Regions from separate parts of the Homo sapiens genome. Here region 1 is linked to region 2. A link is a contact called in ENCODE Hi-C or POLR2A ChIA-PET data. All regions are on one chromosome and are shown on one strand. Each heading gives the region's core, a stretch centred on a gene start or an enhancer-like site at or near the end of the contact. The rest is flanking DNA. Distances are from core to core; before and after follow the strand shown.

Evidence for each region. A loop is a pair of places that touch in the nucleus more often than their neighbours do. ChIA-PET counts read pairs that join two places held with the same protein, here RNA polymerase II (POLR2A).
Region 1: a map with no recorded cell type shows a loop between it and region 2 (8-fold over the local background). The contact joins two enhancer-like sites. A Hi-C loop is called at or near these places in 1 of 37 single-sample maps with no recorded cell type. POLR2A ChIA-PET finds 5 or more read pairs at or near these places in 1 of 52 experiments (GM12878).

What each region holds. Positions count from the first base shown.
Region 1 is chr11:121,654,653-121,657,488 of GRCh38, reverse strand. No RefSeq gene overlaps it. Among named protein-coding and RNA genes, the nearest start is that of SORL1-AS1, 200 kb to the right of the region's middle. RefSeq lists an enhancer at 1,443-1,652. Within about 2 kb of position 1,413, at least 35 of the 41 ENCODE cell types and tissues checked have a DNase peak (open chromatin) inside an H3K27ac peak, as active enhancers do.
Region 2 is chr11:119,571,166-119,574,026 of GRCh38, reverse strand. No RefSeq gene overlaps it. Among named protein-coding and RNA genes, the nearest start is that of NECTIN1-AS1, 140 kb to the left of the region's middle. Within about 2 kb of position 1,331, at least 2 of the 41 ENCODE cell types and tissues checked have a DNase peak (open chromatin) inside an H3K27ac peak, as active enhancers do.

The DNA of each region.
Region 1 (2,836 bases), core at 164-2,663, 2.1 Mb before region 2:
GTGGGGTGGCCCCTGCAGCAGGTAAGTGATGAGCGAGGCCCCAACCACATCTAACAAGATGGCCACTCTGTCTGCCTGGCTGGCTGATGCCAGCACCAGCCGCTAGCTCCCGACATGCAGGACTTAAAGCATCTGCCAGACTGGTGCCAGCTTTTGATCAGTACCATGTTGAGCCAGAGACCTGCAGGGAAACGGTCAGGCTCCCTGTAGTCGACTAGCAGGAATCTTACTGAAGAATTTGAGCACAGATTTAAAAGTGAGGTGCAGGCAGGGGGAAGGGGTGTGGGGGACTGCTTGACAGAGGCTGTCTTTTCAAGGCCAGGTTATTCCATCTCTGCTAAGGGAAGAGACACCCTTTCCTGGCTGGTGGTTGGAGCAGGATTTCTGGGCTCCCTTTGCACATTTTGCTGCTCTGCCCTGGGGGTCAGAGGGAGTCTTTTAGCCTCAGCTCATGCATCTGTAATACCCTGAGACCACCGGGATGGGTCCCTAGTCTCCCCCGTGTCCAGCTCCACGGTGTTGCAGTAAAACCACAGCAGGGCCGTTTACAAGACACTTGACGACTCCAGCCAGTCCACTCGCCAGAGGGCCTGCAGGAGGGCTCCTGTCTTCTAAACGAGTCCTCTGCGGCCTAGGCTGCTGTCCTTAGGAAACCCAGTCTACATCCTTGGCAGACATTCAGAGTGCCCCTAAAAGCTGTGTGCTAAGATGGGGAGCCCCCTCCTCCACTGCCCCCTTCCTGGGACACCAAGCCAAGTGTTAAGCAGAGGCCCAGCCCCAGAAACAACGCGTTTTGTGTCTGACAATAGCAGCCTACGTGACTTGAAGGACTCTGCTGTTGGTAAACCAAATGCACGCCAGTTTTGCTTATTTGCTCTAACCTTCAAAGAACCTAGAGGTCCCTTTCTAGTTCAACAAATAAATCCAGTTCCACTCTAGCGGGCCTCCTGGACAAAGTTCCATTGTTACGCCTTCCCTGAATGTCCACTGCTCGCTCCCTCTCAGGCACCCTAGCCCCACGCCTGTTCACCCTTCTTTCGTTTTGGGATAAATCAGCCTCCTTTTTTTGTTTTGTTTTGTTTTGCTTTAATTCTTTCAAAGGGTAAGGAATGTTGACACCCCCGAAACATGCCTCTGATGTCTGGGTAGACTTCAGACGGCTGTATTTGAACGTGCGCTGACGCAGTCGGGCAGATTGGGTTAAACCAAATATTACAATTGCAAGAACTCATCTGGAACTAATAATTTTGAGGCCACCGAAAGTAAAAGGGCCCTGCTTTGGGGCTGGCCAGCGGCAGAGGCCAGCTCGGGCCAATGCTGCCACCTGCCGAGGGCGCCGGGAACAGGGTGCGCCGCCGCGGCCTTCCTGTTTTGCTCTGGCCCCGCTCACCGGCTCCCACGCAGACAGGTTCGCCAGCCAGCCAGACCAGGGCTATTTTAAAAGGCTAGCGCCTCTTCCCAGCCCTTGGTGTAAAGATAGCTAGTCTGGCTGTCCCGTGTCTTCGCTGAAAAAAAGACAACTTCCCAATTATAGAGCCGGGGCTGGCTACAAAGGCAGTTGCAGTTGGAGTCCGATTAAACACGTGCCGGGTGGATTACACAGATCATGTGTCAGTGGCTCGCCTAGGAGGAAGGCTCGTTTAAGTTCAGGATTTTTATTTTGCGGGGGATGATGGGGACGTACAACTCTGGGTTATGTCGGCGCATTGCTGAACTGCGAGTCACATGCCAGATCCAGAAATGATGAAAACATCTGTTTTTGCTTTAGACCAGCGAGGCTCTGGCGGTGGGGAGGGGCGCGAGAGGGACGGGAATGGCTTTGCTCACCAGCACCATCTGCTGAGCCTGCTGTGGAAACGCGTGCGTCCCCAGCACAATGCAGGTTGCCACTCGCCCCGGGAAGGGGGAGATCAACAGGTGGGGGTCTCTGCCCGGGCGATCACTCTCCATGGAGGACAGCCCCGATTGTGCCCTGGGGACTGTGCAATCCCGTATTGTCTCGGAGTGTTCACAACAAAGAGCTTTGTCCCTGAGGACTGCCCGAGGGCAGAGGAGGAGGAGAGAGAAGCAGCAAATGAATTCCCAGGTTGGGAAGGAAGGAGGTAAAGGGGGAGGGGAGTAGCTCCTTAGTGGTTTGCAGACAGTAAAAATTTGCTGTTCTTTCTGGCTGAAATCTACCAGAACAAAGGAACCACGTCTCTATGAAAACTCCCAGCTGCACTTCCCCCCACCGTCCCTCTTGCCTGCGATGGTAGCTTTTGCTCGGCATGTCTGAGAATGTTCCAGTATTCACAGAGACCTTTCTGGTCTCTATGACCAAAGTATTCACAGAGACCTTTCTGGTCAGGCAGGGCTTGACCAGCCCTTCAACGTGCAATCCTCCCAGCTTCAAGAACCCAGCAATGGGATGGTTCTGAATCGGAGCCATACTGACAGCCAAGCCAACGGCATTCTTTCGATGTACAGCAAATATTTACTGCCTGCCTGCTAGGTGCCCGGAACTCACTCAGCATAACTATTTGTCATACAGCTTAAAAAACAATACAAATATGTCAGAGAAAAATGTATGTTTAGTGTCAAGTGCGTGTTTGAGACAATGACAGCTCTGAGTTGAGAAGCAAGGCGAGGATTGCAGACCTCGAATCTACCTTTCCTCAGTATTTGGGGGCAGTTCTGAGAAGAAGCTGGATTCCTCCAGCTTGTGTTTTGGGTTGTGTAGTCAAATCCCCTGAGTAACTGATTTTAATCAACCTGCTTCAGCTCTGACCTCCAGCCCTCTGGCGTTAAAGATAAATCCTCTACAGTTCCCATCCAAACGGCATCCATTACTCACAAT
Region 2 (2,861 bases), core at 82-2,581:
TGTATTTGAAGAGAGATGGGGGTGATGGGCTGGGAGGCATCAGCCAGGCCAGATCATAGTTATCGAGGACTAGGCAGGAACTTGGATATGAACTGGTAGCATGGTCCTATAGGCTTTTAGCAGACACAGCTACTACATTTGTTACTGCTACTAACAGAGGCTTGACTGCAGATACTCAATCTGTGTGTTCCCTGCATTTCCCAGGGCCTGCAGGTCACAGAGCTGTGCGCCTTGCTCTGACTAGCAGGCTATGGGTCTAAGTGTTACCTCCAGACTGAAGCATAGAAGAGTAGATATGAGGCCCTCATTCTCTCTTCACTCTTTGAGGCAAGCGTTGAGGTGGAGGCTTTATCAGATCGACAAGCTTGGATCCAGGGAGAGCTGTCCCAGAGAGGCATGGGAATTTCATGAGAACAAGAAACAAATGTGGCCGGGCATGGTGGCTCATGCCTGTAATCTCAGCACTTTGGGAGGCTGAGGTGGATGGATTGCTTGAGGCCAGGAGTTTGAGACCAGCCTAGTCAACATAGCAAGACCCATCTGTACAAAAAATAAATAGATTAGTCAGGTGTGGTGGCATGCACCTGTGGTCCCAAGCTACTCGTGGGGCTGAGGTAGGAGGATCGCTTGAGCCGGGGAAGTTGGGGTGAGGACGCTGGGGAGTGCTGGTGATTTCGGGTGTGTGGACAGGTGAAAAATCCTGAAGGGGGATCAGGAAGCTGTGGGAAAGGTGAGAGCAACAGAGCACCCACACTTCTCCTCCTCCGGGCCTCTCCGACAGCACTCAGGCCGCCCCTGCTGGTGGCAGCAAGAACTCCCAGGCAGTCTTCCCTTGTTCTCCCAAAATCAACAGCTGGAACCTCCTAAGGCTTTCCTAGATGCAACTTCTGTCTGTTAGCGCAGCAGCCCTGGGAAGCTACTCTTGTTGCCCAAGGCTCAGAGATTCAAGCCAGTTAGTCAACGCCAGCCAAGGGTGAATTGGCCAAAGACCCAGAGGGCTTCTGTCTCCCAGAGTAGGGGCTGGGCTCCCTCCCAGCTGTCAGCTCCCACTCACAGGTGCAGCCCCTTGTGGGGAGTCCCCAAAAGCTGGATATGGCCTGAGATGGCCAGAAGGCAAGGAGGGGATGGGGAGGGCTATGGTGCCTTCTGCTGAGATTTGCTACCAGGAAGCTCTGTTTTTTAGGAACAGGCCCTGCCTCCAAAGTTCTGAGACTATCAGAGAACTTATCTATCCCCTATCTCATCAGCAACCTCCAGCATTCCATCACACCAACACCATAAACTCTACATGTCTTGCCCCTTTGATACAAGGTGTGGCCCTATGACTAAGTTCTGGGCAATGAGGTATAAACAGAAGACTGTAGGTGAGACATCCGAGAAAGTTCCTTAAAAGGGAGATGAACAATTGGCATAGTCCCTTTGGCCTCACCTGCCTTCTCCTACTTCTTGCCTGAAACTCAGGCTTGATGGCTGGAGCTCCAGCAGACATCTTGGACAATGAGGTCTGGGAAAGCCACGTGTTAAGGAGGTTAAAACCGAAGCACATAAGAACGCCCCTGGAGCTGCCCTACTGGCCCTGAAATGCCCAACTCTAGGCTTCTGTGTGACAGGAGAAGCTCCTGATTGGAATACACATCTGCAGTCAAGTTGTTTTCAGCAGCAGCCAGACAGTCTTGAACACTGGGGTTATGGTGGTGGGCCCAGGCAAGAACAGCTGCTGCCCCAAGCTCCACTTCTTGAACAACGTAACAATGACAGTCAGAGGAGTGGCACCTGATGGCATTTCAAATTGGAAGCTAAATAATGCATTTTCAACAAACCGTGGGAGGATTTTTAAAATAATAATACAGATGTGGGAAATAATATTTGTTTTGGAGGTTTTTGTTTGTTTGTTTGTTTGTTTGTTTCGAGACAGAGTTTCGTTTCATTCTTGTTGCCCAGGCTGGAGTGCAGTGGTGCGATCTCAGCTCGCTACAACCTCCGCCTCCCAGGTTCAAGCAATTCTTCTGCCTCAGCCTCCTGGGTAGCTGGGATTACAGGCATCCACCACCACACCTGACTAATTTTTTTGTATTTTTAGTAGAGACGTGGTTTCACAATGTTGGCCAGGCTTGTCTCGAACTCCTGACTTCAGGTGATCCACCTGCCTCGTCCCCCCACAAAGTGCTAGGATTACAGGTGTGAGCCACCATGTCTGGCAGGGAAGTAATATTTAAGGTTTTTCATTGCATGATTGAGGAAGATCTTTCGGCACAAGCCCCGAAGTCATAAAATAAATGAGTAATCATTTTAACCTCATCAAAATAAATTTTTTTTCAAAAGTCTTTGTGGCAAAAATCAGTCTGGATAGGCTGGTTATACTGCAGCAAGAAAAAAAGCCAAAATCTGAGGGGTATAAAGCAACAAGTGGTTATTTCTGGCCCACAGTACACATCCTTTTGTGGATTGGCTGAGGCCTCCACTCCCATGTTGTCAGTATTGTCACTTTCACTTTAGGCTCCCAAGTTGAAGGCACAGCCATCATCTGCTGACGCCAATTCCCGAGTCAGAGAGAAAGAGGGTGAGCAAAGCACCAGCACTTCAAGCTTCAGCCCAAAGTGTCACACGTGCTTCTGCTTGCATTTAATTGACCAGAACAAGTCACACAGCTGCACCTTGGTTCACAAGGGCAGGGAATGTAATGCCTTTTCAGGGAGGGATCTGGGTATTCATGAACAGTAGTACACAAAAGCAAAAGACTCGACCCTTTGGGAGAAGTTTTAGATACTCATATTATAAACAAAGGGTTAATTTCTCTGATAAATAAGAATACTCCCAAATCATCAAGAAAATGATCATATCGATTGAAAAAGCAGGCAGAA